2 separate regions of the Homo sapiens genome follow, and region 1 is linked to region 2. Evidence: read pairs that join two places in POLR2A ChIA-PET (ENCODE). Cell type or tissue: OCI-LY7. All regions are shown on one strand. Links, peaks and the distances in the headings refer to the core of each region. The heading gives the core; the rest is flanking DNA.

Region 1 (8,000 bases), core at 1-8,000, 52 kb after region 2:
AAGACTGAGTACAAATTGCCAAATTCCTTTGAATGCCAAACCATATTTCTCAGGAAAGTTGGCCACTGCCAAATTTATAACATTTGTGTTTCTGTTACCTGAATTCCAAGGGCAGAGGGGTGATTGAGGGGGTAAGGGAAAGGCACAGGTGAATTTTATTTTCAGATGTCTAATAGGACAGTGTGACATTGCCCAGAGATAGTCTCTCAAAGGTAGTGAGTGCCAGCAGAACTTCTCGAATGCGAAGTTGAGAAATTTTACTTATTTACTTATTTTCCCATTGAAAAAAAAAAAAAAAACTTTAAATGTTTTCTGAGTTAAAAAGGCCTCTGACTGGTAGTCCTGACACAGCTTCTTGAGAGTCTCCGAGAGAGCCTCTTCTCAGTACAATTCCTAAGAAGATAGGAAGAAAAAAAAAAATATTCTTAACACATAAAACTAGAATTAGTGGGAAGAAATGCCTACTGTAAACTCAACAGAACCGGGGTTAAAAAATATAGGATAAGTTTTGACTACCTAAAAGTAGCAGGGCAGACCCATCTCTTCCCTAACTCTGTCCATAATTCAGAAAGGGCCCAGGGAACTGTCCTCAGGAATGCTCTTCCCCCCTCTTCCTTGTCCTCTCCGACAGAGCCTTTCTAATCAGTAGGAGGTCACAACTTAGAAAATAACCAGAGAGAGCTGGAATGGTAAGTTAGGGGCTATTACTGTTATATTCTGAGAATCCTGATCCATGAAAATAAAGTGCTGAAGGTGGGGTAGAGTTAGAAAGACCTGTGTTCACTGAGGGTTTTGAGTATTACAGGCTCTCCATCACTCAGAGCATCAGAAAGTCAGGCGGTGAACGCAGGAGATTTTTCTCTCAGGCTAACCAAAACCATGTTGAAATGAAAACCACCTTGGAACTGGCCTTTTCATCTCAGACTGCCAAATAACTAGCACCCAAGTGGATCCCTTAGCTCAGAGCAGTCACCAGGCATGGGTAGGTCTTTCCTTGTTTAGTGATAAACAGGAAAAACCTAACCGAGCCTACTGAACCATGTCCATCTATAAAAGAAAAAGGGAGATCATACTGGAGATTTGAAAGAAGAGTAGACCTCCAGAACTGATTGATTATAATTTATTTCTGTTATAGTATTTCCACTTAGTATTATGATTTATTTCTGTCCCTCATGAAAGGGACAGAAAGTAGTCAGGCGGTTATGAGATGAAAAGACAGTAAGATGGGATGAAATCGGAGTGAAACAATAAAAAAAAGACTAAGTTAAAAATGTAATAGCATATTAAAATTCATGTGTAAGGGGGTAATGAGCTGAAAATAAAGTCTGTGTTTTGAAGGAGAAACAAGATAAAGCTCTTTGGAATCCAAAGGATAAAAACATAAAATGAGGGAGAAGATATATAGAGAGAATATCTAACAGGAGAATTACAAGTGTTGATAAACAGGGAACCAAGTGAAATAGAACAACATCATTATAAGAAGTTTTCATGCACGTGTGCAGATTTGAAAGTGTTGCCGTATTTTTCATGTGAAATCAATGAAAAATATGTTTGGGCATTTCTATTTAAGAATAATGTTAAAGTACCTTGCCAAAATATCTGGCAAGATATTAGCTACCAGGGAACAAAGTTGTTTTTCTTCTCCTTTCTAGCAATAAATGCCAAAAAAAAAAAAAAATAGTGCATTGATTTTAGTAGAGTTTTGAGGAGAAAAGATGGTGACTTAAGAACTTACTGAGCTTCCTCCTTATATGTTATGTGGAAAGGCAATTGAGAGGCATTCGTTGATAAGCAGGAGCTCAGGAAAGATACACTAAACCTCTTGTTCACGTGGGAGTACCTAAAGGTTGCCTTTTTATTGTTAAGCTTTATAATTTAAAAAGGTGTAAATTTAAACTTAATTCATTTTGGTTAACTTCAGTAATTATCAAAATAATAAAACTATAAAGTATGTATCTTCTAAACACCTAGAAATATATATTCCAAAAGATAGGCAACAAAGAAAGAATAAAAATAATACAGGGAAAATGTTTACTATATATGACTACTTTAAAGAAATACAGACATTAACATATGTATGTACGTATATACACATACATATATACATATAAAATTGACCATATACATATATTTGTGTGTTCAACACACGCATTATTTTTCAGGTACTGCACTAACCTTTTATTCCATTGACTTGTTACTTTTCCTAAGAACTCTGTGACACTGGCCTTATTATACCTGTTTTAAAGATAAACAAGTTTAGTTAGAGATGGCCCAAGGTCACACAGCTAGTGGAGGAGCTGGGATTTGACCCCAAACAGTCTGACTGTTGACCCAATGCTCTTAAGCAACTGTGCAATACAGCGAAAGGGGCGCCGGGGGTTAATGTTCACACTGCTTGATGCTGCTGACTTCCGACCAGCCACAAGGCACCCCGGAGCCAAAGGCAGATGACTCCCTGGCTTGCCAGTGACGTGTGATGCGGTCTGATATGACAAAGTGAGTTAAACAAGCAGATTTTTCCTCTCAGGAAACAGACACAAGAACAACTGAAAAGAATAAAGCAGATGTGTGAGTTACTATTCCTTACAGCAAAAGAACCTCATCAGAACCGCAGGCTGGAAAGAGGTGATTACTTTTAAAGGGCAGTTCATTCCTCCTGCATGTTGGAAACTGTGGCTCTTAACTGGCTAAAATTTTAACTTTCAGTGTAGCCCTCACTTGGCTTGTGCTTCTTAATGTTGTAGATAACATTATAGATTTATATAATATTCAACTTTTATATATATATTACTTATATATAAATGTTTATGTATAAATATATATTTGTATATAATATGTATTCGTATATGATATGTAGTAAATGTTATATTTAAACCATCATATAGAAAAGCCATTATTGGGTACACTGTACAAATCTGCCTTTATAATTGAGTGTACTGTTCTACTAAAAGCAGCTTTAGAGAAAGGATTGAAAGCCAGCTCTTTCTACTTCACTAGCCTTCATTGTTTGGATTGGCATTATGTGTACAGTTATATTGTAACTGTCACTTGTGGTCTAATCTTCCCCTTAGGGGAAACTTGAGAAACCTGGTCAGCTTTAACATTTAGAGGAAGTTTAAACATATTGGAGCATAAAATTCACAGTTGTTTAACTGAAACTCCAGTTCTTGTCAGACCACATCTCTCCAGCCCTTCTGTGATTGGAATCATCTAACTTTGGCCCTCAATAAGGAAAACTTTGACAAGATGCAAAAAATGTTTACTCTTGTTTTCTTTGCCAGGAACCTGAGTCTGCAGCAGACTCTGAGACCTCTTTGCCTACCCCAAATAAGTGAATTGTCACTGTAACTGTTTTTTATCCCCATAACTGCTTTCGGTGAATGCCAATCTAGTTGTTACATGCCTTTAATATTTTGGGTAATTATGTTCTTTAAGAATGAAAATATTTTTTCCTTCCTTCCTTTCTTCTTTCCTTCCTGGTTTTGTTATAGTCTAGCTGTGAGACCAGTTGCCTTTCATATATTCTAGAAGAGAAGGATGAGGTGAGTTTCACAGTGATCTTTTTCCAAAATACAAAACCACTGTCACTCTCCACTTCCCAGGCAACCCCACTCATTCTATTTTCTAGTGAGGGTTTTGCTTAGATGATGACGAGTCTCTTGATTCAGTGGACTCCTAAGGGACCATCTTTCACCAGCACCAAATGCTGTTTAGTTCACATATTGAAATGTTTTAAATTATAACTTAGCAATTGTAGTTAGTAATCTTCACATTATATTGTCTCACATTTAATGTATAATTTCCTAAGAGAAGGAAATGGTCCTGGTGGGGGTCAATAGTTATAGTAACTATTAATAATACTGATGACTACTAGTTAATAGTAATTAAGGCCTCCTAAAATGAGAGGAAAAAAAATCTTTTGTTTATAAGGTTTAAAAAGAAGAGTTGATACTTAATAGTTTTAGTAAAACCCCAGTGCATGTTCGATTAATTTTGTTACTTTATTCTGGGCATGTAGTTGAATAATTACCTGCATTTTTGATTTGCTGAAAAGGTGGTGGTTACAATTTTTTTTGTTTTTTTTTTTTTTACAGTACTGTTTTTAGTTCATTACATTGAGATGCTACATTTTCCTTTTCTTAAATACATGCAAGATGAAATGTTTTACCTCTGAGATGAAAAATTTGAAATTTCTTTAATGTGACTCCTTACTAACACAATTGCAGGCAAGCATTGAACATTTGCTTTGTTCCAGGCACCATGTGCTGTGTGCTCTACCTACCTAATCTCACTTAGTCCACTTAGTGCTATTTGCAGGTTGAGGCTTAGAAAGAAAAAGAAACTTGCCCAGAGTCCAACACTAGTAGCTGGTAAAGAGCTGGTCTTTGCATGCAGCCTCTCTCACTTCAGGATGGGTGCTTCCCAGCACCACACTGTACCACCCTCAAGACGAGTTGCAGGAGGAAAGGAACCTCTAGTGGTATTAACTAAATCTTAGCAAGTAGTTGCCTGTAAATTGTAGACTTTTAAATACAATCTCACATTTCTGTGATCTTTACCCATACACCAGTTACCTTCAAACTAATTTAAGAATCTTATAGATATTAAAAATGCTTGATTGGCCAATATCTCATTTCTGTCAAAATCATGTACTAGAAGCATGTATCAAATCAGAGACTTATTTATGACAATTTGCACACACATTTGGATAAAATGCATCAACTTCTTTCAAAGTTTACTTGAAATAAAAAGGGAAGAATACGAAGTATCACAGGTTAAAGCAATGCCCTCATTCCATTTAGGCAAAAGTGTTGTGCTATTTGAATAGTGTTAGTTTGAGAATATGGAGTTGTACTCCTTATAGCAATTCCAACCTAGAAAAATGTTTGTGTTTTAATTGATGGGTTAGGCAAAAAGTTAATCTTTGCATAGAGGAAAGAAACAGCTCTGACTTAGAGGTTTTGGGGCTAGAACATGGATCAAGTGTCTGAAGTTTTTCATGTGGCCTCAAGTTGAATCTTGGTCAGAGAATACACGGTGGTCAAACTTCACACCATAGTCATAATGTATGAAGCCAAAAGAAAAGTCCTAGTTGCTGGGTGCTTCCATTATATCATCAACCTGGGTTTAATGATTTTATTGGAAGCACGACTTCCAGTGAGGCAAGGCAGTAAGCCCCAGAAGAGAGGCCTTCCATGGGTAGATAGGAACTCAAATGCTTTCCCAGGCTGGACCCAGGAGACTGTGTCAGCTACTGTGATATGGCTTGCCACCAGGACAGATCATTCTACCCGTCTAAGGAGTTAGGGTATCCCCAAGAGCTGTGATGGGAGGTGGAAATTCACACCTGTGAAATGGGAGGTATGCTGAGTTGAACGGGATAGCCCAAGGCCTGTCCATGAACTGAGCCATGGCCAAGGATTTCTTAATTCTAGAGGCCTCCTTCTTGAGCTTGCCTTCTTTTGAACTTGGCCCTCAGTGTCTGGGTAAGTTGGAGCGTGACTATCCAGGGAAAGCCCCTGGTTTGTATTTAGTCAAGTTGGCCAGAGAAGACTGGATCTAAGCGGGAATAAAATTTGCTGACCCCCATCTCAGAGGTTAACATTTTCATTTGTGTTTTGCATGACTCATTTTAAATTACAGTGCTCTACAAGTATAGAAAGAAGCCTTCCTCTTCCCACCGTCCCCAGACACCACATAATGGAAAAAGCAAGAATTTTCTGCATAAGCAAGGCCTTAAAAAAAAAAAAGCCAGCCTCTGATGGGACTTCTTTCCTGCCAGAAATCCCACTGGTCCACTGTCGCAATTTTTACAAAAGGCCACGATGAAAGAGTAAGGCCCATTTTGAGCCCTTTGCTTCTGTATTATGTGAAACATAACTTGTATGTTTCACATATGTTCTTGGTATCAGAAGAATTGTTAGTTTTTGAACATGTAAAATCTACTAGGGTCTCTGACTGTTAAAGTATAATTTTGATTAAGAAAAGATTTGTTCCACTGCTTTGATTAGACACATAAAACTTTGAAAAGTTTTGATGTTCTGTTTCCTGTTTTAAAAAAATATGTCCTCTCCTATGAACTCTAACTAGATGAGAGGATTTTCCTCAGAGAAAATTCAGCCCTGGGAAGAACCATCTATGGAGGTCATAACCTAGAAAATTCTTCAAGGGAAGTTGCAGTGAATTAAAAGAGGGCGGAGTTAGAAAGTCCTGTTCTACCAAATTTGTGCTAATAGTTGCACCTTTCTTTCTTTCCCAGAATGGTCACTGGAGAAAATGTGTAAACCAACTGCAAACAAGTTTATCCGTTGCCACCTTTCTTTTCCTTTAGTGACAGTTCAATTCGTTAACCTGAAGGAGCTACTGTACCATCAAGACTAGCTCCCAGCCCAGGGCTTCAGCATAAAGCAGCTGCTCAGTTAATTTTGGTGGATCACGGGCAGAAACAAGTTACCTTTGGGATGCAGATTCTGAATAGTCTGCCATGAAATGATTAAATGAATGAGAGTGATGAGGGGCTACTTAATTGGACTATGTAAAATGGCTCCTTAAGCTTCGTGGACAATTGAGTAATTTCAGTTTCCTCTCTTCACTCTTGTTTACTTCCTGCTCTTCTAGCATCAAGTGTTAGGTATTCTGTTCTCTTACAATGAGAAGATTAAACAGCTGTAGTTTAAATTAAAGCATTAATTTGGAGTGTTCTGTGGCTACATTAATTATATTTTCTACTAAGATTAAATTGCAGATGGATATAAGCAGCAATATATGTTTATCCAGGGCAAACCAGAATTCTGTTAACCAGCCATCCTTGGTGACTTTTTATTTATATATAAAAACCTTTTTAAACTGAAATAATGTAACTTGATTTTTCCCCCCAGTTAGGTAGAAGAAAAAATAATTGGATGCAGAAAACAGTTGTATGGAGCGTATTTGCATAGGTACAGGACTTGAGTGACAGAAAATTCCTTTTATTTTTTTCCCCAGTGGGATTTAGCAAAAAGCATGTGTTGAAAGTCTCTTGACTAAATGGATCATAATTAAAGACTTTGGGATTTATTTATGGGTATTTTAATTAGAAACATTAAGTTCACTCAGTGGTCCTTGTGAAAACTTTTTTCTAACTGCTTATTTTATATCAAGTAATAAATAAAATTTCTGTGGGTATGAAGATGAGTTTTAGGGCCGCCTATTTCTCTAGGACCGCCCCCCCGCCCCCCGCCGCCGCTTCAGAGAGCTTTTCTCTTTCTTTCACCTATTAAACTTCTGCTCTGGACCTCAAAAAAAAAAAAAGAGTTTTAGCTGTAACCACATTGTAATTCGTGCTGAATATATGAATGCTGCTGTTCACTGAATAGTTAACTGGTTATATCCCTTGTTAATTTGAAGTTTTCTTCCTTCGTTTTGGAATGATAGTTATAAGGCAACATGCATTTTAGAAAAATGCACTTGTTTGAACTTCTCAGATCTAATGTGACTCTGTGGGACTAGATGTTAAGAAACCATATCTTTAACTGAACATCATCTATGATATTCCATCTCATAACATGTTCCATGAGTTTTATGGACAATTTCTAAGAAATCCAAAGTAGCATGCAGTTTTATCAACCTCTCTGCATCCCCTTGGCACAAGGAATAATTTTTCTGTTATTGAGGGGCAAAACAGAGGGGTAAAGGCACTCATACAGTTAAATGCCAGATTAAGTCAGGCATCCAAGTCACTCTGCTTTGGGTTGATTCTCTGAGACTCAGCTGGCTGACTTCAAAAGGACGAAATAGATTTCAACATTGGAAAAGAATACAGTATAGAATATATGATGGGTCTTGTTAGCTATCTCTTATTTTCTAATCCAAAGAGCCTCCTAGTTGGAGGAAAAACTTGAACTACATAAGTATATCAGCAAATTTTCATTATATTTTATAATTCTTTATTGCATTATACGTGAATATATTTAGCAGTGGTAGTACGTCTTGGAAAGTTTAAGAATTTAGACAAATATGCT
Region 2 (17,432 bases), core at 5,712-13,711:
GTGCTGGGATTACAGGCATGAGCCACCACATCAGGTCAAAATGGTGGTTCTTTTAAGCCAGTAAGATTGAGGTGGTTTGTTAGGGAGTAATAGAAAGCCAAAACACCTACCGATTAAAAGAAGGCCTTGAACCACACATCCTTGGGTACAGATAAAAGGTGGAACAGCTCTGGGAACAGAAGCAAGATTTTCAGTCCCAGTCTTTGGAGCAAGACCATTAATGTGACTGTGCTCCAGTGAGCTCAGAACCATGTTCAAAGTTCTTCAGGTATCCATCAGACATGTGTTTTATTACCTTCCCCTTTCTCAAGAACACCTGGTTTCTGTTTGGGAATCCAAGAAATATACTGTCTCTTTCCCCTCAAAGATGAAGCATATGACCTTGGCTAAGCCAATTAGCATCTCCTTGGATGTAGTGATTGATTCAAAGAAGGACCTATGACCTAAACCTGTTCAATCAGAGTGACTTTCTGAGCTTTTGCTGAAAACAGTGGCAATGATACTCTTTCTGCCTTGCTGGATGTCAGTTTTAAAGCACACAGTTCCTTCCAGGAAATGCTGGTAGCCAGCTGGTGACCTTGAGGGGAGTTAAGTATTAATCCAGCAGCCTGGAAGGAAGAACAGAGAGAGAGAAAGATAAGCCACATCTTTAGTCCTTCCACTTAGCTGCTGGAGTAAGCCTCACCTGAAGCTTATTTTCTGCTGGCTTTTCAGCAAATTTCCTCTATTACTTAATCTTACTTAAGGTGTATGTTTTGTAATTTGCATCTGAAAGCCTGTATGTATCAGGGCCATTCTTAAAGAAGAGAGAATTGTTATGAGTTCTGCAAATACCTCAAGAGGGGTCTACAAAAAGGCTGTAACTCCTTTTCACCTACATCAAGAGATGTCTTGAAAGCAGGGACATGGAAAGAGATCCCATGACATCCCTACTGACACAAGGACTCTGGACTCTGCTTGTCACCTGTTAGGAAGGGAGAATGATGAATGATGAAACTGGAACTAAAACTTACTGAGCACCTACTGTGTGCCAGGCACTGGCCTGGATCCTTCACATACATTATCTTACCAAATATCTACAAAATCCCTTTGAGTGGTTATTCTAATTCCTGCAGATGTGAAAGCTGAAGCTAGGAGAAGATAATTAACTTGGCCAAGGTCATGCTGCTATTTAGTTTCAGGCAAGTTTCAAACTCTTGTTTGAAGAGTTCTTTCTGACTCCAGTGCTCCTTCCCTCCCCCTAGGAGTCTTTAGACTCCTACCAGAAACACCCTCTCCTATCAGTTCTGTTATGATCACATCCACAGTAACTAACAGTGAGGATAAGGAAAGGAAGGCATAAAACCTTGGAGGCGGAGGTGTGGGTGTGGGGAGGAACGAGCTCTACCCTCAGCCTAACTGTAATAGTTGCACAGGCTGTCAAGTCTCATAGCCAGATGTGTTCCATATAGATTCTTCAAATGTCAGAGCAGAGTCATCTACTCTGACTTTCTCCTTTTATAGTTGAAGAACTGAGTGAGGCCAGAGAGGTCAACTGACCTGCCCTAAAGCCACACAGCTAAAGGCTGAACTAAAACCAGGCTGTGCTTTGGCTCCACCTCTGGTTCATAGTATAGACCTGGTTTCATTGCTTGGCCTTGCCACTTACTGAATGGTTTGGGCAAGTTATCTAATCATTCTGGGCCTTGATTTGCTCACCCGTAAAGTGTGGAATTTTAGCAGCACTTATCTCTTGGATATAAATTACATAAAACACCATCAGGGAACCTAGTGAGTGCTAAGTGTTAACTTCCACTGATGGGCTCACAGCTCACTGTCTCAATGGCACTGATTCTCTTCCCATCCAACCCCAACTTCAGCATCTCTCAGGTGTCTTTTTACACTCTGGTTACCTCCAGTGTGATCTAAATTACAGTCTGTCACGAATCTGCGTGTATCTGCTCTAGAAAAGAACTTACAATGACTATACCATGAAATCAGGGAGGCAATAGGGCAAGAGCCCTAATTTTAATCTTAATTTGTCTAACCTTTAGTTTTCCCTTTTTCCTTTTTCTGACTGTTGATGGAAGTAGGAAGAGGAAGGTTTTCCTGTTTCTCTTTCCATCCTTTCATTATTGAAATCTGCCACCAGGAAAGGATCTGATAAATTCATTCTGTGGTAACTTACTGATAAGGCTTAACTAGTGACTTTTGTTTTTAAGGGTATTTGCAAGCTTCATCAAAGGTCAAAGCCTAAACCAAGGATCTCCAATGTTAGAGTTTTAGTATCAATCAAGAGTGGGACAGGTTTGCATTTTGGTTTGTTTTTGCTGGTGTTGGATCAGGGAGAATGAAAGGAAGGAAACCCAGAAGATTTTTTATAAATCCAGGTTCCACCCTCCAGGCTGAGAGTGAGCTAACCATGTGGGCAAGTGGGAAGGGGGAAGTGTTGAATATTCCCCAGGACTTCCTGGTAGACAATCAGAATTGCCTTTGAGGGAACCTAGGGGTGGGAGTGGAGGACAGATCCACCAAGAACCAAGGCCTTTACTGAGGACCAAAAAGCCATGCGTCATATCCAAGGAACCAGAAGGGGACAATGTAACCCGTGAACAACCTCTGGAGTAAGTCTGAACCCAGAGCTCACACCCTTCTTTCCCTTGAGCAGGCTCTGTGCTGTGGGGTGGGACAGATTCAAGGCTCTGAGATGGATGACACTCCCTACTGTTGCTGCCCCTCTTGCCACCCTCTACTCTCAGGGTTGTCACACTTTCCAAAGAGTTGAGGGGGCGGGGTGGCGGGGCAGAGGAGGCAATAACCAATGTTACCAAGAGTCTCTTGGACTTTGGAAGGGCACCAGAGCTCCAGCCAGGTCAAAACCATCAGCCCACGTGGTGCTCTATCAGCACTTCCTTCTCACATTCTCTGAAGACACAAGGAGGAAGTGGGAGTCCAGGTAGAACAGCTCCCCTACTAGAAGAGAAGACCTAGGTCAGGAACACAGGGCTGGGCATGGGAGCAGGAGAGACAGAAGTAGCAGCATATGCCTTCCTGGTGAGGGGCCCCTGTGGTCCCAGGGCTTTCTGCAAGGATCTATGCAGCAAACACTCTATACAGACTTACCAGATGCATGTCTTCACACATATATGCCACTGGCTTTTCAAATGTATACAGAAGGCTATAGTGTGATAATGTGATAATATCATCCCTAATTTATAATTTATAATTCTTATTTAGTCAATAACTGGACAGTATAAGACAACTGCTCTTGTATTTTTAGTAGAGATGGAGTTTCACCATGTTGGCCAGGCTGGAACTGCTGACCTCAGGTGATCCACCCACCTTGGCCTCCCGAAGTGCTGGAATTACAGGCATGAGCCACCATGCCTGGCCCAATTTTGGCTTTCAAAGGGGATTCTCACTCTTGAAAAGATTAGACACATTAGGCTACATCATTGCCTTTTCCTTTCCTCTCCTTACCACTGCCACGTGTGCCAATTATAGCTTTATGAATGTGAGTCCTTTGCCCATCCCCTTCACCAGCAGAAAACAGCTATTTGTTGTCCTCTGCTGCACACTGGATAAAACTAATCAAATAAATATATCTGTTTAAAACTTCCTTTAAAAATGCCTCAGTGTATTTTCCATTGAGGAATATCTTTTATGTTCTTCCCTGGGGGGAATTTAGCCTAATCCATCCTGCCTACCAGCTCCTTTACAATATGTTGATTTGGGGGCAGATTCTTTTGAAAAAAAAAAAAAAAAAAAAAAAAAACTGAACTCCGCTTTCTGAATTTTCCCACTCACAAAAAAATTTAGCTAGATATGATCTACAGGCAAGATATACCTAAGTTGTCTGGGACTGGCACTCAGATTGTTAGTTAAGTATCAATTCAAGGTCAAAGGCACACTGCTAACTTTGTTCAGTTTTCTTTCCACTAAAATAAATTGACCATCAGACAATTTTTGGTTATATTTCTAACATAGTTTTTAATTAAGTGACAAAATGTTTAAATTTACAAAAATATACTTTAAAACATTTAAGCAAAATAGAAGTGTACAAAGAAAAATGCCCTCATTAGCCCATAGGCAGAAGTGATTATAATTTGAAATGTTTAGGAAGATAACAGTTGTACTTACATCTAAGAGGTTATTTTATGTTTATTTTTTCTTTTCTCCTATAAATACCGTAGAAATCCAAACAAATGCGTTTGTATAAAACACTGAAGAAATGGTACTACCTCCTTCTCAAACTTCTACCCCTACTCATCATTTTTGTCTTCCGCCTCATCATCACCAAAGAATCAGCTACCTTCTGTGTTTTGTAGGGAAATCTGTGCCTGTTCCTCTTCGAAGCAAGTGGACTTTGTTTCCTTGGAATAAAACTCTGTGGCTTGGGACAACTCACTTTCCCTCTCCAATTTCTTTGCAAAATATGAGGGGTCCTTAGGACTTTGATACTAAAACAACTATGCCCATCTTTTTGTTTTTGTTTTGAGATGGAGTCTCGCTCTGTCCCCCAGGCTGGAGTGCAGTGGCGCAATCTCGGCTCACTGCAAGCTCTGCCTCCCGGGTTCAAGCAATTCTCCTGCCTCAGCCTCCTGAGTAGCTGGGATTACAGCTGCGTGCCACCACAACTGGCTAATTTTTTGTATTTTTAGTAGAAACGGGGTTTCACCATGTTGGCCAGGATGTTCTCGAACTCCTGACCTCGTGATCCACCCACCTCAGCCTCCCAAAGTGTTGGGATTACAGGTGTGAGCCACCGTGTCTGGCCGCCCACCTTTTATATAATTCAAAATAAAAACAAAACTGGGTCCTAAAATAAATGTCAGGATACCCAACAATTTGATTCGCCCCATGATGACTGTTTCCTTGCTTTGGGGAAATATAGAAAATTCTTCCAATACATGTATTTCTGTTTCTTCTGGCTTTGGCAATCAAGCCCCAAAAGAACAAGGAGCAATACATTGTCTCTGAGCTCTGAAAGTCTATAATTTGTCAGTTATAATTTGGAGAATAGAAGTAGAGGTGATGAGATTGAAAAACATAAATAATATCAAATAAAGCTAAATAAGAATAGATCATTTTGAGAGATTGGGAGAAATGAACAAGACTCTTGCTAATGAGAGCCCTACTTCATAGTGAATTCCAAAGAATACAATATGTAAAGGGGCAAAAAAAAAAAAAGTAACTTTACAGTGGAGAAACCTGACAAACGCTACTCGGTCAGGTGATCAAGGTCAACAGCAACAGTCATAAATCATGTAGATAGTATAAACCCTTGATTTGATGTGACAAAGTGGTATCTTACCTCTGTGGTCTTCTAGAATCCATTACCCCTAGTCTAATCATAAGAAAAACAACAGACGAATCTCAATACAGGGGGGGTACCCTCTTACCTCTTTCAAAATTAATAATCAGTAGTCCTCAAAACTATCAAATAATCAAGACTAACAAAAGTCTGAAAAACTCTCACAGCCAAGTGGAGCCTAGGGTGACAGGACAACTAAATATAATGTGGTACCCTGGATGGGATCCTGGAGTGGAAAAAGGAATTAGGTAAGAACTAAGAAAATCTGAATAATCATGATCTTTAGGTAATAATAGCATGTCAATATTGCTTCAATAATTATAAAAAATTTCATTATAAACGTAAGATGTCAATAATACGCGAAACTGGCTGGAGGGTTGATGGGAACCCTATAGTATCCTCAATTGTTCTTTAGATCTCAAACTGTTCTGTTTCACTTTTTTGCCCAGGCTGGAGTGAAGTGGCAGTGATCTCGGCTCACCGCAACCTCCGCCGCGCCACTCCATCCCACCAGGGTTCAAGCGATTCTCCTGCCTCAGCCTCCCAAGTAGCTGCAATTACAGGCACCCGCCACCACGCCTGGCTAATTTCTGTATGTTTAATAGAGATGGGTTTTCGCCATGTTGGCCAGTCTACTTTTGAACTCTGATCTCGGGTGATCCACCCGCCTTGGCCTCGTAAAGTGCTGGGATTACAGGCGTGAGCCACCGTGCCTGGCCTAAAACAATTTTTTTAATGAATAAGTAGTTATTTAAAATAAGAATGACAATGGCCTGATGGCATTACACATTTTTGCATAGGCTCACGAAGCCCAGGCTATAGTGTTTTTTCTTATTCTTTACATGTTGGGAAGGGAGGCTTTTTCAACTCTGCCTAATGATTTTACCTTAACTGAATTTTTCCTGAAATTATCTGCAGTGAAAAGCTCCTGTGTGTGTGGGTGGGGTCCGGTTGGCCGCGCCCCGCCCCCACCGCCGTGCGCTCGCTCCCTCCCTCCCTCCCACGCTCCCTGCCGCCAGCCCCACCGCCCCTCGCGTCCGGGACGCCGGTCCCATCCTCGCGAAGCCCCGGCCTCGGGGAATCTCCACGCTCTGGCCGGGCGCGGTGGTTCACGCCTGTAATCCCAGCACTTTGGGAGGCCGAGGCGGGCAGATCACGAGATCAGAGGATCGAGACCATCCTGGCTAACACAGTGAAACCCCGTCTCTACTAAAAATACAAAAAAGTAGCCGAGCGTGGTGGCGGGCGCCTGTAGTCCCACCTACTCGGGAGGCTGAGGGCAGGAGAACGGCGTGAAACCGGGAGGCGGAGTTTGCAGTGAGCCGAGATCGCCCCACTGCACTCCAGCCTGGGCGACACAGCGAGACTCCGTCTCAAAAAAAAAAAAACAAACAAACAACAAAAAAAAAAACTCAGAGCAGATATTATAGCGTATGTGAATTATTAATTTACTTTGTTTTCCCATGGCCAACTCACCTGTTCTAAGCCACAGCCACCTGGCACCTTCAATTTGAAATGTATAAGGCATAAGCTATACGTTCCTCATGGAAAGAGTAAAAGTTATTTTATAGCCATACCAAGATTGGATTTCGGGTGTACTATTTATAAGCTGTGTAATAACGTTGGACAAATTACTTAACCTCTGTGAAACTCAGTTTTCTCTTTTATTTTATTTTACTTTATTTTATTTTTTTTAGACGAGTCTCGCTCTGTCACCCAGGCTGGAGTGCAGTGGCGTGATCTCGGCTCACTGCAACCTCTGCCTCCCGGGTTCAAGCAATTCTCTGCCTCAGCCTCCCGAGTGGCTGGGATTACAGGCGCCCGCCACCACGCCCAGCTATTTTTTTTGTATTTTTAGTAGAGACGGGGTTTCAGCATCTTGGCCAGGCTGGTCTTGAACTCTTGACCTGGTGATCCACCCGCCTCAGCCTCCCAAAGTGCTGGGATTACAGGCGTGAGTCACCGCGCCCGGCCGAGTTTTCTCTTTTATTAAAAAAAGAAAATCAACAACAAAGTTTTGCAGGATTGTAGTGAGTGAATATAAAGTATGTGATTCGGTATCCGGAACATAAAAGTTCTCAGGAAATCACGATTAATAATAAACAGTAACAAATAATGATCCGTCCAAACCAAGAGAAGATAATCTCCTTTGGCTGTAAGAAAATATGACTTAAACAGCTCTTTCCTTCAAGTCCTCCTTCCCACTTTAACAGGCCACACTGTACTGAGCATCTAGAAGGCTCTCTGCCAACAGCAGCGCCGGTTTGTTATCTAAGTGAGTCTTGGTCATTAAGCAAAGTCAGGGTCTTTGTTATTGGTTTCATCCCCACTGGCCTTGCAGAGAAAGCCCAAGCCACAGGGTACATCTCTGCCTGCCAATGCCCTGTATTCCTGAAACAAAAAGGCAATAAAAAACACGACAGTTAGTGTCAGACACGGAGCCCGGGCTTGGGAGCGGGCGGGGAGGGCTCCCTTTTCTCCTTGTTCCGCAGCACCTGTCACGGAGACGGGAGATGGGGGCCTGGCCCGGGATGGGCAGCCCTGCTTCCTCCTGCCCCCGCCGCGCTCCCTCCCGAGCTGCTCCGGCCCCGGCTCCCAGCAACGCGGCGGCGGCCCGCTCTGCGACTAGAAAGCGCCCATTGAGGGCTTGCAGCTGCCAGTGCCGCTTGCCCAAATCCGACATAAAGCCTCGACTTCAGCTCCAGTGAAGAAGACACTACTGTGTTCTTCCTGAGCCCCAGTCATGGCTATAAAACATTAAAAGCAAACTGGCGATTGTTAAACACTGCATTTGTTTACACCCCGAATCTTGAATCACAATGGGGCAGCTTGGGCTGCCCAGGCCCGGCGAGGCCGGGCTTTCTCCTAGACACTGAAGTCTGTTCTCCGACCCAAGGGACACAAGAAAAGTTGAGTAAATACCATATCGCTTTTCTGTTGATAGATGTTTGTTCACGGAGACTTCAACAGGATATTTGCTTGGGGTTGGGTGGGGGTGGGGGGCGTTGGGTTGAAGGACACGTCCTTGCAGAACCAAGATGCTGTCTCACGTTAGCTTTGAGGCTCTCTAAAGTATCCTGAAAGAAAACAAACAAACAAAAAAAGCCGAGTTACATAAAATATATCCGACCGAATTAAGGCATAACTGGCATCCTTAAAAACAAACAAACAAAAAAACCCAAAACTGCTTGGAAGGAAAAATGGGGAGGGGGAAATAAACGAAACGATGATGGCAGTGTGGTTAATTGGTTAAGCCAATGGAAGCTCAATACACTATTCTACTCTTGCAAATTTCAAAACAATGTTTCATTTTAAAAATTACACTTAAAAAAGTCCCTTTGCTCTCCCTTTTTCCCAGGCTACAATACATAAAACAGATTTCCTTTTAAATGTCGCACTCTATTTCATTTTTGAATTTTTCAGGGGTTTTGTGTGTGTGTGTGTTTTTCTGTTTTAAAAAGTACATCATAATTTGGTAAATTGAGAAGATGCAGAAAAGAAGTATAATGAAGAAAGTAATTATAAGTCCCATGATTTCAATTAGCACTTGCTTATATTCTTATGTATTACCTTTCAATCTTTACATACACACGTGCACACACAGAAAGAAAGAGAAAAAAATGAACATACCTAAATGGAATTCAATCCTACTTAGCTTTATACCATGCTTTTTTTTTTTTTCCTTCTGGTAACCATTCCCCATGCCATTAGATATTCTTAAAAGGGTGATTTGTACTGACTTTGGAATATTTCTAGGCTATGTTTCTTTATGCTAGAAAAAGTTCAGACAGTTTTATTTACACCATGCCATACTTAGAAACTAGAAGAGGATGCTTATAGTTAGAGATTACAAGGAAATGTATTTTGCACTAGATATATACCACTTTCTTCAGAATCATTTAAGAATTGCAGCTGGATTCAGCATAGTATTTGGCAAGTACAAATATAGTAATACAATGAAGTTTTCTCACCTTCAGATGTGCTCCAAAAAGAGAAATCAGAAGGAATGAAAATAGAGTGTGAGGGTGGGGTGTGGAAGTTAGGAGCAAAGCAAGAGAAAGGGAGACAATGCTCAGCCCACCCACCCACACCCACACATAAACACACATACACACATGCACACACACACAAACACACCAATTTCCGTAAGCCTCACATCAGCTGACGTGATTTCTGTTTCTTAATTAAGAACCTCAGAATCAGGCCGGATGTGATGGCTCACGCCCATAATCTCAGCACTTTGGGAGGCGGAGGCGGTGCAGAGGGGGTGGGGTGGGGATCACTTGAGGCCAGGGGTTTGAGACCAGCCTGGCCAAAATGGCCAAACCCCCTCTCCACTAAAAATACAAAAATTAACCAGGCATGATGGTGCGTGCCTGTAATCCCAGCTACTCAGGTGGCTGAGGCATGAGAATTGCCAGGAGGCGGAGGTTGCAGTGAGCCAGTGTACTCCAGCCTGGGTGACAGAGCGAGATTTTGTCTCATAAAAAAAAAAAAAAAAAAAAAAAGAACCTCAGAATCAAAACTCAAAAGAATCCAGTGGAAAATCACAAGGATTAAAGCGAAGAGACATATTGCATATTAGAAATGCACAGCTAACGATGTGACAGCAGAAGGGTCCAATGACAGGACACTCGGCATTGTTTGATCACCTGTTGCACACAGGGCTGTACAATGGACATGGAAACGTAGAGATGAATAAATAAGTCACAGGCCTTGGTCCCTTGGAGTTCACAGTCTAATGGGGAAGACAGGATATAAGCAAGTAGTTTCAGCATAGCTTTGGAATTGCATGCAGAGAAGTGAGTGAAGTGAGTGAGGGCCCAGCCAAGGTAAGACCAGGATTCACAAGAACATCCCAAGATCTCAGAGAGGAAGGGAACTTGGAGCGAAGTAGAGAAGAATAAGACCTTACAAACATAGGGGAAAAGGAGTCATAATGGGAGAAATTTTAACAGTTTGATTAATTTTTTTAAAAAAAGGCAAGTGTATTTTAAAATGTCTGTTTTTCCTAGGCTTGGGAACCAATGTTATTGGATACAAACTTGCCCTTGTTTTTGTAATAAGAGATATTCCTTAAAAAGTTTGGTATATGGCAAACTTTGATATTTTAAGCATATTTCAAAAAAAAAAGGACTCACCATGTAAAGAAACTGAACTATGAATTTGTTTGTTGTCTAGATAACACCTAATTTGACTTTTTTTTTTTCTTTTCTTTTTTTTTTTTTGAGACGGAATTTCGCTCTTGTTGCCCAGGCTGGAGTGCAATGGCACCAGCTCGGCTCACTGCAACCTCCTCCTCCTGGGTTCAAGTGATTCTCTTGCCTCAGCCTCCCGAGTAGCTGGGATTACAGGTGCCTGCCACCAGTCCCAGCTAATTTTTGTATTATTAGTAGAGATGGCACCATGTTGGCCAAACTGGTCTCAAACTGCTGACCTCAGGTGATCCACCTGCCTCAGCCTCCCAAACTGCTGGTATTACAGGCGTGAGCCATCATGCCTGGCCTATTTGTCTTTTTTTCATATGGACTTTACATACCACACGTAGTTAGTGCAGTCATGAAAATAGTATCTCCCCACTTGTTCCATTCATTAATGTCAAGCCCAAAAGGACCTTGAGTGAGTTTTATGTTTATTTGCTTGAGCCCATCCCCCAACCCTCCACCCACACACATTCACTTACCCTACTTATATGTGAATATTGCAATTAAGATGGCAAAAGGCAGGCAGCAGCGCGAGCACATGTGGCCATGATGAATGCAAATGTTAAAGATTAACCTTTTTTAAAAAAAGCAGGTTTACTTAATTTTGAAAAGTATCATATTTGCAAAGCTAATTTAGTATTTTTAATTCCCACACTGATTTTTCTTAACCAGTTTGCAGCCTTCCCAACCTACACAGTGACTTTGACTTCTTTTTCTTTCTTTCTTCCTTTCTTTCTTTCTTTCCTTCTTTCTTTTTTTTTTTTTTTTTTTTTTTTTTTTGTAGTTTAAGATCATTTTTTTGAACAACAAGAGACAGGGAGAGGGAGGGGGCAACTACATCCCCCAAGCCCTACCATGGGGAATGGACCTCTCCCTGCCTCCTGCCCCCTAAGCAGCTCCCCTTGTACTATGGGAGGGAGACTTTGTGCAAACTCAGCCCTGAGGGGGTCACAGTGACTCTTAAGGTTGGTCAGGGCTGTAATTACAACTTAGCAAACAGAGAAACCAAAATAAAGAGGCAATTTTAGCTGCTTTCTCAGGTAGGCCCTCAAATTGTCACCTGTTAGAGTGCATTTTCTGCAGTGACTAGAGCCTGCATCTTTAGACAAGCGCTCTGTCCATAGAGTCATGAAGCTACTATTCTTGGGAAATGGATCATGCTCCACCCTTTAATTGAACAGAGTACTTGAATTCTTATAGTATTGAAAATCTCTATGAATTTAACATGGGAGGAGCATGTGCCACACAATCTGGCTGGAGGGGTGGGAGGCAGGAGTCTATGCTTATCTTCCTGTATTTTTCCTCTGATCACCAGACCAGAATGTGTTTCACTGTGGTTAGAGTAAATAAAGTCTCAGGATAACTTTTTTTTTTCAAACAAAAACAAAAAATTCAGTTGTTCTGAAAAGCACTGATAATGTGAAATAAGACAACTGTAGCTGTAATTTAAAGGGTCATCTTTGTTTTATTTTTCTTAAATTGAATATTGTTTTTTCAGAATACTTATGTTCCATGAATATATTTCTAGTTTGAAGAAACTTAAGCTGCTTTTCAAGGTTATACTTAAAAAAAAAGTCATTTAAAACATTGCATGATCCAGTTTACGAGGTTCTTAGGTCAATTACACCATTGTTATCTTTCTCTTCTTGAGCATAGTCTATAACCATTGGGGAAAATAATTAAATATAAATGTTTCTGTATTAACTTTGATTCTGGATGACTTATCTTTTTTTCTTTCTTTTTTTTTTTTTTTTTGAGACAGGGTCTCACTCTGTTGCCCAGGCTGGAGTGCAGTGGCGTGATCTAAGCTCACTGCAACCTCTGTCTCCCAGGTTTAAGCGATTCTCCTGCCTCAGCCTCCTAAGTAGCTGGGATTACAAGACGCCTGTCACCACACCTGGCTAATTTTTGTATTTTTAGTAGAGATGGGGTTTCACCGTGTCGGCCAGGCTGGTCTTGAATTCCTGACCTCAAGTGATCCGCCCTCTTTGACCTCCCAAAGTGCTGGTATTACAGGCATGAGTCACCGCGCAGGGCCTGAATGAGTTATCTTAAGAATAATATCACTGAAGATACCATACTGGTTAACAATTACTACATAATAAATTACTCCCCCAAACCAGTAGCTTAAAACCTTCATTTCATTTTGTTCACGGTTTTCTGGGAATTCAGGAAGTACTCAGTCCAGGCAGCTCTCTGTTGGGTTCTCTCATGCAGTTGCAGTCAGATGTTGACTCTGGCTCCAGTGACATAAGGATCAACTGTCATAGGTCCAGCAGTTGAGGCCCAGCTCTGCCATAGGTCCAGCAGTTGACATGTCTGCAGTGAGCTTGGCAGAGGCTAATAAGCGTATCTACACCAGCATGGCTGTCTCAGGGTAATCAGACTTTTTACATGGCGGAAGACTTTCTCCAGAAAGGCTCAAGAGAATCAGACAAGGGCTTTTTCCAGCCAGCCTCAGACATCACACAGCATCACTACAAGGTTCAACTGTTTCCTATTGAGTCACTAAGATTGGACCTCTCTAGATGGGAGGAGTATCAAATAACTTGCAGATACATTTTTAAACTGCCATACATGTGCTTTTGTGTTTTTCTTCGCAAACAGCTCAGCATGTATTCTCTTTAGCTAAAGACCCCAGTAGTTTTTGAGTTCATTTTGTGCTTCCAGAACCTAGCACAGGGTATGTGTTACAGCAAATGCAGCCAAATATTTGTTAAACTGAACCAAAGGCTGACAAGCCATGAACTCCTGCCATCCACATGAAGGAGGGATTTTGTGGCTGCCAAATTTTTCTTTTGATAAGTTAGATGGCTTATCATGCTGATAATACAACTATATATATAGATAATAGAAAACCTTGGTTTTTTTCCCAAGGTAAAGGAGTCTCAGAAATCCTGTAGTCCCACCCTTTACCTTGTACCTCCCAGCCCTCCTCACCCCACCCCAGTTTCATAGCTGAAGCCCAGAGAAGTTAAGTGACCTAACCAAGTGATAAAGGTATGGTCTCTAGTTGTATTATGTTGGTGCAAAGTATTTGCGGTTTTTGCTATCAAAAGCAATTCCAGGCATTGTTTCTTGTCCATAACAAAATATTGTTTTCTCGGTTACTGTTTGGGGTTATGACTTTATCAAAAATTGCAGGGACATTGTGGGCGTTAGGTCATTTTTATACATGAGGGTGAGGAAGTGATACTTCTGCCAACCTGTTGATCTCAGCAAGAATTCTTTTCCTCCCTGACCTTTCTATTTATTCCATCAGGCAGATAAAGAAAAGACCCAGAAAGATCTCACCAGGAGGCTGTGGGACTCCAAGTTGCTCTCTTCAGATATAGGTCAAAAAAACTAACTTCCTGACCCTTTCTTCATGCCTTGCAATAAGATCTTGTAGTTTCTATGTCTGGGGCAGTGCTGAGTCTAGAAGGCTTCCTGTGATTTACAAAAAGCCTGTGAGGAAATGGAGATGTCCCTGAGCCTGCCTAAACCTGCAACAGTGATCCATTGTATTTCCAGGGGGCAACCCATCATACTTTGATGTAAGACGTCGTTCCAGCCCTTTGGGGTCAGGAATGCAAAATGCCAAGTCATCTATTTTGCATCACAATGATGCAGTTTTGTCAGGAAGTATAGTATTTTTAAAGTGATCACCCAGTTGATTAACAAAAGAAAAGAAATCACACCTTCTCCTTTGAAGTTTGCCAAGCTTCCCTTAACTAAAGAAGGCTCTTTCCTTAGCTTGTATCAGGACCATATTCAAGACTTTTTCAATTTGGAAAATTTCATATTTATTAGGAAAGGTGAATAATAGAGCTAGTATATGGAACTAATTTCTTAGGTCAGTCAACATTTCTTTAAGTCAATTCATTGAATTGATGTTTGTGTGAATGTCTGGCTTATAGTGAGCACTCAGTACATGTTAATTCCGCTTCTTTTCCTAACACCATTGTATGGGGAATGACTCAGGTTCACAATGTTTAGTATTTCTCCAAAATACTCTGAGTCTTCATTACCAAAAAAAAAAGTTCGATAACATTTGACCTCCTGTATTTACTAAGGCAGAAAAACCTTCTAAGCTCCTTGTATTGGTCAGTGTTCTCCAGAGAAACAGAACCAATAGGATGTGTGTGTGTGTGTGTGTGTGTGTGTGTGTGGTGTGTGGTGTGAGTGTAGGGGGCAAGAGAGTTATTTTAAGGAATTGACTCGTGTGATTATGAAAGCTGGCACATTACAAGAGCTGCAGTGAGCAAGCTGGAGATCCAGGATACCTGATAGTATAGTTCCAGTCTGAGTCCAAAGCCTGAGAACCAGAAGAGCTGATGGTGTGTCTAGTCTAAATGCTGGCAGGCTGAAGACCCAGAAAGAGCCAATGTTTCTGTTAGAACCTGAATGCAGTGGGGGAAAAAACTAATGTTCTAACTCTAGGTAGTCAGCCAGAAGGAAATTCCCTCTTACACATGGTAGCACCAGCCTTTTTGCTGTATTCAGCCTTCAACTGACTGGATGAGTCCCATCCACGTTAAGGAGGGCAATCTACTTTACTGAGTCAACTGATTCAAATGTTAATCTTGTCCAAAAGAACCCTCATAGAAATACCCAGAATAATCTTTGGCCAAATACCTGGGCATCCCATGGTCAGTTAAGTCAACATATAAAGCTAACTATCACACTCCTTTTCCGTTGAGCACTAGTCAAATTGAAATTTCATAGAATTTGTGTGTTTGTAATAGAAATGATTTTCTGGTTAACCCTGTTTTACCAAATATGTACGGTGTACCCAGTTCTCCTTAGGATTTACTCTTTGCTCAGAGCATTTCATTTTGGGGCATGCAAATAAATGGGATGCCCCCCTTATCCCTGCCCCATTATCCCTTATCCCTGTCCCTGTATGGAATACAATGTACACTCATAACATGAAACCAAAGGGAGGATGTTCTATGTAACATTACTGATTCTGTGACCATCCTAGGAAGGAATGCTGGTGCGAGCTCTCCATCTTCACTTCATGAATTAATAGACTTGTCATCGGAGGTATTAATAGGGCTTGGAGTTACAGCAAAGCTTCACAGACATTCTCAGACATCAATCACATTTTGGTGTTTGCAGCTCGAAGGCAAATCATCTGCACAATTATGATTTATATGAAATTCAGGAATCATAAATGTGCTTCACTTTGGTCTTATTCAGAAACCAGTAGCTTTTACTCATGGATGCTAGCAAGTTTGGCTTGCATGGTGGAGGCTGTGTGCTGTTGAGGTTAATAGCATGCAATTACCCGGGCTCCAACTGCAGCTCTACCAACACAGAAGCAAAAGTGGAAAACATGGCAGAGTTCTTAGAGTAGAAATAAAACTGTAAAAACAATGGTTGAAGAAGGATCTTTGTGCTTGTTTTAGATAGAATTCATTAAATTTTTAACTGCTATGCCAAAGAGACTATATCCATATAATCTTTAGACATGCAGTGAGGTAGTTACTGTTATTATCCCCATGCTAGAATTTGAAAACAGAAACACAGAGAACATAAGTAACTTGTCCTAAGGTCACTTTGATTTGAAAGTAGGGAGTGTGGTTCCAAGACTAACTACCAAACTAGGTGTTTCTTTGCTGGGTGAGTCCTCTCTCTGTCACCCAAACAAACACACAGCCTGGCCCAGTGATCCCATAGAGGTGCTGCCTTGCACTGCCAAGTCCTATGGGAATACTGGGCAAAGGTTCTTTTCTGCTTTCAGACCATACCCCTTGCGTCTCAGGTAGAATACTACAGGGGATAAATGGAAGACCAGATCCAGTTGGGTCAGAGGCCTCCCCTCCAGATCTTCCGCTCTCCAGAGCCTTTTTCCACCCTCTCCCCTAACCATCAACCACATGTCCCTTAGAGTTTCGTACTGTCCATTCCGCTCAAGACTTGGGTTTCCCTTTAATATTTTTATTGGTTTTGTAATAAACATCTTGGTGCTGATTAGTTGTTTTTTTTTTTTTTTTAACCGAGTTTCACTCTTTCGCCCAGGCTGGAGTAAAGTGGCATGATCTCGGCTCACTGCAGCCTCCGCCCCCGCCAGGTTCAAGTGATTCTCCTGCCTCAGCCTCCCGAGTAGCTGGGATTACAGGCGCAGGCCACCATGCCCAGGTAATTTTTGTATTTTTAGGAGAGAGGGGGGTTTCTCCATGTTTACCAGGCTGGTCCCGAACTCCTGACCTCAGGTGATACACCCGCCTTGGCCTCCCAAAGTGCTGTGATTACAGGCATGAGCTACCACGCCTGGCCGGTGCTGAATTTTAATTCCTCAACCAGCTGGGCTACCCTCGGTAATACCCTCAGTAATCATTACCCTCCCCATCACGAACTGCTCACTTGATCACTCAACACATAGAGAGTCTCCTTCATTCCCAATGTAGAATAGAGAGCAGAGATAACAGTGGAGAGTAAAGGCAACATGGTCCCTGCCCTCACGGAGTTTATACTCTAGTGGGGAAGACAAACATTATTCAAAGAGTTACATATAAATATAAAACTATACTGTGACAAATGCCACAAGGAAAAGGTGCAGAGTTTGATGACCCCAGGACCTGGAATTTACCTAGTCAGAGAGATCAAGGAAGGCTTCCCTAAGGAAGTGGTGCAGAGCTGAGATCGGAAGAAGCAGGGATGTTCTCCACAGAAAGAACATGCTCAGAAGCCCAGTCAGCAGCAGGAAGGAGTGTGGTGATTTTGAGGAACCGAAAGAAGACCAGCATGGCTGGAGAACAGAGGATGGGGGTGTGATATGTGACGAGCGAAGAGAAGTAAGCGGGGGCAAGATTGTGTAAGCCTGTGATCAGGATTCTGGCCTGTATGCCTAGAGCAGTTATTTTCAACTTCGGCTACATGTCAGAACCACCTACAAAGCATTTTAAAATACTGATTAAAGGATCCCATTCCAGAACCATCAAATCCAA

Evidence for each region. Peaks named below come from ENCODE experiments on the same cell type or tissue, not always from the same donor. Only the 100,000 strongest peaks of a DNase experiment are listed, where the experiment ranks them.
Region 1: POLR2A ChIA-PET joins it to region 2 with 26 read pairs; 6 of 35 experiments call an interaction of 5 or more read pairs at or near these places.

What each region holds. Positions count from the first base shown.
Region 1 is chr5:68,237,313-68,245,312 of GRCh38, forward strand. The region is part of intron 2 of PIK3R1 (phosphoinositide-3-kinase regulatory subunit 1); the gene reads left to right. Among named protein-coding and RNA genes, the nearest start is that of PIK3R1, 26 kb to the left of the region's middle. In OCI-LY7, for the core only: no CTCF peak of the experiment used is centred there; a DNase peak (open chromatin) is centred at 3,049.
Region 2 is chr5:68,179,867-68,197,298 of GRCh38, forward strand. LINC02219 (long intergenic non-protein coding RNA 2219) reads left to right here and starts at 10,010. Exons shown (of 3, transcript NR_105003.1): 1 at 10,010-10,125; 2 at 16,504-16,623. RefSeq lists enhancers at 7,333-7,876, 7,877-8,420, 13,693-14,232. In OCI-LY7, for the core only: no CTCF peak of the experiment used is centred there; a DNase peak (open chromatin) is centred at 9,465.